Linked DNA regions of Homo sapiens: region 2 is linked to region 1. Evidence: chromatin loops called from intact Hi-C (ENCODE). Cell type or tissue: CD14-positive monocyte. All regions are shown on one strand. Links, peaks and the distances in the headings refer to the core of each region. The heading gives the core; the rest is flanking DNA. Region 1 has its middle 8.5 kb from the start of RFC1. Region 2 overlaps KLB (klotho beta).

Region 1 (2,917 bases), core at 107-2,606:
GCTGAGGCAGGAGAATCGCTTGAACCTGGGAGGCGGAGGTTGTGGTGAGCTGAGATCACGCCATCGCACTCCATCCTGGGCAACAAGAGCGAAACGCCATCTCAAAAAAAAAAACACACACACATTAAAATAGTGTAATTAGATTGTTTGTAATACAAAGGACAAATGCTTGAGGAGATGCAAAAAAATGGGCAAAATAAGAGAGAGTTTGTCAGGGAAAACTTTATCAACAAAGCCAATTTTGTGAAAGTAGGATCTATTTCATGCCCCTCCACCCTTAAAAATATACCACTGGTGGAAGAATAATTTACATTCCATGAAAAACTCTACCCCCAAATTTAGAGTATTTACATTCACATCTTTATTAGTATGTTTCTAAACATGAGAATAATTGAATTATGCTTATAGTAAATGGCTCTTTCTGTAGCATAGAGAGAGAGATAAATCATAGCCCTCCTGAAATGATTAAAAGTTGCATATTGGTCAGAAAGTGCATGATCTGAATTTTGGTCCTTCCTTACAGTCTAACTCCTACCGTGTGTAAGTGAAAAACAACTGAAATGGTCAAAGTAAATGCTCAGTGTTAATATATCTGGCTTAGTTAACTTATCCATGTGACAGACATAACTCTTAAAGTCACTTTTGAAATCTTTTTCAGAAGCACAATAATCACATTGTCTTTCACTAGACTTTTGAAAGTCAACAGAAATCAATAGAATTTTCACTGTGCAACAACAAATGTGACTTTCTGCCCTCTGGATAAATATTAGCATGTCCTGCTTTGTCAGAGTTTATTGGAACATTTTCCTTACAGACAACAGTCCATTAGGCAGCTTACTCTTTTCTGTGTTCGTGATGACTGCAGGTCTCGACCGGTGATGTTGACCTTATAATCCATTTATGAACATAATCATTAAATCATAATTTGTCACTATTAAAGTACACATATTCTAATTTAGGAAATTGGGCACTAACTATGTCATTTATCTTAATTCTTGAGTGATATCCATTTAACCTTCTTAATATGACTATGCTTGACTAAGCTAAGTTTATGTAAACTTGCCTAATAATTTTTATAGCCCGAAATAACAAAGTTTTTGCTAAGTAAATCAGTATCTTCACTTAGGTGAGAAGAAGCATTTACATCTAAAATAGCAAAAAAACCATATAACTTTACTGTTGACATACTCCTTTGATTACATATCTAATGTGTCTCAAGTCATGGATTAATTCCTAAAATATTCATTGGCAATTTTATGGGTGTGTATGAACAGAGTGACAGGAATTCCATCAGCACTTTGCAGTGATAGTAGATTTTATGATTAATCTTTTTTCAGTCCTACAAGCCAAAGGAATTCCAGGATTTGTGTTGTTGTTTTTGTTGTTGTTTTGCAGAAATAATGTGAGGCATAGCAAATAAAAAGCTACCCTCAGTTACTTGAGAACTGCTGCTATATTAGGGATGATCACATACGTGGATGTTCCAGACCCTTAGGACCTCTGAAAACCTGAAATGCTATGAGAAGGTATGCCCGGAATTCTCATTCATATTTCAGCAATGTTTGTGATAAAAATACATTTTGCCCCGTCTCTACTAAAAATACAAAAAATTAGCCGGGCATGGTGGCGGGTGCCTGTAGTTCCAGCTGCTTGAGAGGCTGGGGCAGGAGAATGGTGTGAACCCGGGAGGCGGAGCTTGCAGTGAGCCGACAGAGCGAGACTCAGTCTCAAAAAAAAAAAAAAAAAAAAAACATTTTGAACTTTCATGGAAATCTCACATGTTGTCTTTCTTGACATGAAGTTTAAATAGAATTAAATATGATCATCAGTTTATACGGAGTAGTGTATATTAGACGTTTTAAAATTTTACAAATACATCCGGTGTGGTGGCTCACGCCTGTAATCCCAGCACTCTGGAGGGCAGAGTTGGGCGGGTTGTTTGAGGTCAGGAGTTCCAGACTAGCCTAGCCAACATGGTGAAACCCCATCTCTTCAAACCATACAAAAGTTAACTGGGAGTGGTGGCGTGCATCTGTAGTCCCAGGTATTTGGGAGGCTGAGGCACAAGAATCACTTGAATCACTTGCACCTGGGAGGTGGAGGTTGCAGTGAGCCCAGACCGCACTATTGCACTCCAGCCTCGGCGACAGAGAGAGACTGTCTCAAATAAATAAATTAATTAATAAAATTTTACAAATAAACACAGATTAAAGTAGGAAAGGCATAAAAAAGGAATCCCAATACATTCACATCTTCTATAAAATATACGGCAAAAATCTTACTCAGATAAAATCTGGTTCATGACCACAACAGGATATAAACAATACTTTTAACATATCCATTTAAATTGTTAGTTGCTATGAAGAGAGCTAACTTTGTTTTAGTACAAATAAGGTAAGTGCTTTGGACTCTACATTTTAAAATATTACACCTGCGTTGATGGCTTCATATAACTATTAACATTAGCTCTGGATGGTGGTGCTTCATATAAATATTATCATTAGCTCTGGATGGTGGTAAGCACTTGATAAAGTAAATACAGTTTATCACTAATACCTGAGATTCTCTAGACATTTTTTTTTGAGACAGAGTTTTGCTCTTGTTGTCCAGGTTGGAGTGCAGTGGAGCAATCTTGGCTCACTGCAACCTCCGCTTCCCGGGTTCAAGCAATTCTCCTGCGTCAGCCTCCTGAGTAGCTGGGATTACAGGCATGCGCCACCACGCCCAGCTAATTTTGTATTTTTAGTAGAGATGGGGTTTCTCCATGTTGGTCAGGCTGGTCTTGAACTCCCGACCTCAGGTGATCTGCCTGCCTTGGCCTCCCAAAGTGCTGGGATTACAGGTGTGAGCCACTGCACCCAGCCGATTCTCTAGACATTTGTAAGAAAATGTTTTAGTTTAAGAGTGTGTGCCAGGC
Region 2 (2,917 bases), core at 120-2,619, 72 kb before region 1:
TAGAGGGTTTTTTTTGACATTTATTCTTTTATGATCTATGTAAAGGAGAAGGTGAAAATATGTATAATTTAAGTCTGAAAAATTTGTAGTGAAACTTGATCCATAAATAATCCAAAAACTCTTGGAGGAAAAAGCAAATTTAAGGAGCAGAGCAATGAAGGTTGTCACTTTTGTTTAAAGGGTCACAAGCAGAAAAACGTTGCCTATTTGGCCTGATTGTGAACCTCAGATGTGCTCTTGGTGCAGCCCAGGAATCACAGTTGGTTTTACCCACTCACTCACTGTCGCTCGCTTAAGCTACCATGATGTGGTTATTTCACATTGCATGCTTGTATCGAAACATTTCATGCATCCCATAAATTTATACACCTGTTTACCCACAACCATTTTTTTAAAGCCTAGCAAGCATGGTGAAAATAAGTAACCCAAAATAGTGACTGTTTATCCTGGGGAGTGAGATTTCAGGTGATTTTTTAAAAACTTCTCCACGTGCCCAGTTTTCTATAATTGGTGTGTGTTACTTTTATGATTTTAAAATTTTTTCAAAAATCCCATAGGCCAGTTTTCAGGACAAAATTCAATTGACAGGACTTGGGTGCCACAAATTGGATGCTGTCAGGCACCAGCCTGCTGCTCCCATTCTTTGTTCTTGTCAGGTAACAGGAATCTCGCTCTGCCCTGTGTCTGAAGGGGCCCCGCCCTTACCTTTCAGCACCTCCTGAAGGTACTTCCCTAGGTAGTACTTCCGGAGCCGGTCATCCTCCAGAGCCTGGTCGTCGATGCCACTGGCGGTGATGTAAATGTCCATGTCGCCGTAGTTCCTCCGGACCCACCGCAGCAGCTTGCGCACCCCCCAGGGAATCACAGCCAGGCGCGTGGGGGAGCTCAGGCGGGTGATGTCCTGCAGAAACTGGATGTCCCTGTCCGAGTCGTAGCGGCTGCCGGCCAGCTGCTCGTGCATCACGAACCTAGTGGTGAAGTGGTTGAGCGCGCAGAAGTCGACCGTGCCCTTGAGCAGCCTCCTTTCGGCCTCGGTGAGGCGCGGCAGGGCCGAGCTGGAAAGCCCCCGTCGGTGCTTGGAGGCAATGTATTCCCTCATGGCCGCGGGGTAGTCCCCGGTCTTGAAGAGCGGCTCGGCGAACCAGGCGATCTCGAACTGCAGGAAGCGCTCGGCCGCCCTCCAGTGCGAGTCAGCATAGGGGTTGGCGGGTTCCGCCCAGTCCGCGTGCAGCGACAGCGACACGGCCCCGCGCTGTGAGGGCCTGAACTGCCGGTCGTAGAGGCGCCAGGCCAGGGCGTGGGCCACCAGCAGGTTGTGCGCCGCCCCGTAGGTGTCGTTGCCAGAGCGGTTGTAGATGTCACTTAGCCGGTTAGGCTCGTTGATGGTGATCCAGAGCTTCACCAGGTCCCCCAGCTCCTGGAAGCACAGCCCAGCGTAGGCCTGGAAGGCCTCGGCCGTCGATGGGTTCAGCCACCCGTCGGCATGCAACAGAGGCTCGGGGAGGCCTAGGTGGGCGTGGGTCGGATAATACAGGGTGACCATCGCGGAGATGCCAAGCTTCAGCCCCTCACTGACCACGCACCTGTAGTACCTCAGGGCCTGTCGGTTCACCGCGGACAGGTTGCCAGTGGGAAGGACCGAGGCCCAATCCAGAGCAAACCGGTAGTGGGTGACTTTCATTCTTGCCAACATCTCAAGTTGTTTTTTGATGTTTACAAAATCTGTGCATTGAGCGGGTCGTGTTTTCAGCCTCACCCCTTCCACTCGGTGCAACAGTCTGTTGCCAGTGGCGTTCCACACGTACAGATGAGGATCGCTGAACTGTGGGGACGAAGCCACAGACTCGGGCTGTGAAAAACAAGCTCATTTAGGTCAAGCATGCGCTGGCAGATGGAGGCTCAAGTGATCTGCCTACCTCTGCCTCCCAAAGTGCTGGGATTACAGGCCACCACGCCAGGCCTATTCCAGCCCTTGAAATCTCCCAAGGAGACCAGAAAACAGAGAAGGAGCCACACCCAGGTCCTGGCTTGGAAAACAAGTTGTTTGAGAAAACATTGGGAAGCCATTTTCCAGTTCATTTAACTTTAAACCCTAGGTTATATATGGTGGGGTTTGAAGTGATTCTGTTCAAATGCATCAGGAAATTGGCTTGGTACACTCAATTAAAAGCAATTACAAAAGAGATTCTAAACCCTGCCATAAATTGAAGACAAAGTTGAAATTCCTGTTGTAGAGATTTCACTGAGAAGAGGAGGTTGACCCCAGGCACAATTCCTTAAAAAGGCTGGTGCGGTGGGGTAGGCAATGACCCCTTGCTTTTGCTGAATGCAAATTTCTAACTTGTATTTAAAAAATCCAGGCCGGGCGCGGTGGCTCATGCCTGTAATCCTAGCACTTTGGGAGGCTGAGGCGGGCAGATCACCTGAAGTTGGGAGTTTGAGACTAGCCTGACCAACATGGAGAAACACCGTCTCTACTAAAAAAAAAAAAAAAAACAAAAAAACAAGATTAGCCAGGCGTGGAGGCGCATGCTTGTAATCCCAGCTACTCTGGAGGCTGAGGCAGGAGAATCGCTTGAACGCAGGAGGCGAAGGTTGCAGTGAGCCGAGATCATGCCATTGCACTCCAGCCTCGGCAACAAGAGCAAAAACTCCATCTCAAAAAAAAAAAAAAAAGAAAAGAAAAGTTCAAGTGATAACACATTTGCATCCATCATGTCTCCCCGACCCATGTGCCTGTGAGAACATAGCATTTATTCATCCAACAGATGAATAAATGGGTTATGGGTGGAAAGGACAGTAGACTATCCCTAGAAACTCCCAAGGTTGACACTTGGATCTGACAGAGTCTCATTCTGTGTCTCTCCACGAAGGAGAGAGCCCTGGACTCCTGTTCTAGTTCTGCCCCTTTGAAACT

What was found. Peaks named below come from ENCODE experiments on the same cell type or tissue, not always from the same donor. Only the 100,000 strongest peaks of a DNase experiment are listed, where the experiment ranks them.
Region 2: it touches region 1 in a loop (2.1-fold over the local background); 27 of 110 quality-filtered maps call a loop at or near these places.

Annotation. Positions count from the first base shown.
Region 1 is chr4:39,373,444-39,376,360 of GRCh38, reverse strand. No RefSeq gene overlaps it. Among named protein-coding and RNA genes, the nearest start is that of RFC1, 8.5 kb to the right of the region's middle. In CD14-positive monocyte, for the core only: no CTCF peak of the experiment used is centred there; no DNase peak of the experiment used is centred there.
Region 2 is chr4:39,445,264-39,448,180 of GRCh38, reverse strand. It overlaps KLB (klotho beta), which reads right to left. Exons shown (of 5, transcript NM_175737.4): 4 at 706-1,849. Among named protein-coding and RNA genes, the nearest start is that of RPL9, 12 kb to the left of the region's middle. RefSeq lists an enhancer at 863-1,052. In CD14-positive monocyte, for the core only: no CTCF peak of the experiment used is centred there; a DNase peak (open chromatin) is centred at 1,080; H3K4me3 peaks cover 1,063 bases; H3K27me3 peaks cover 453 bases.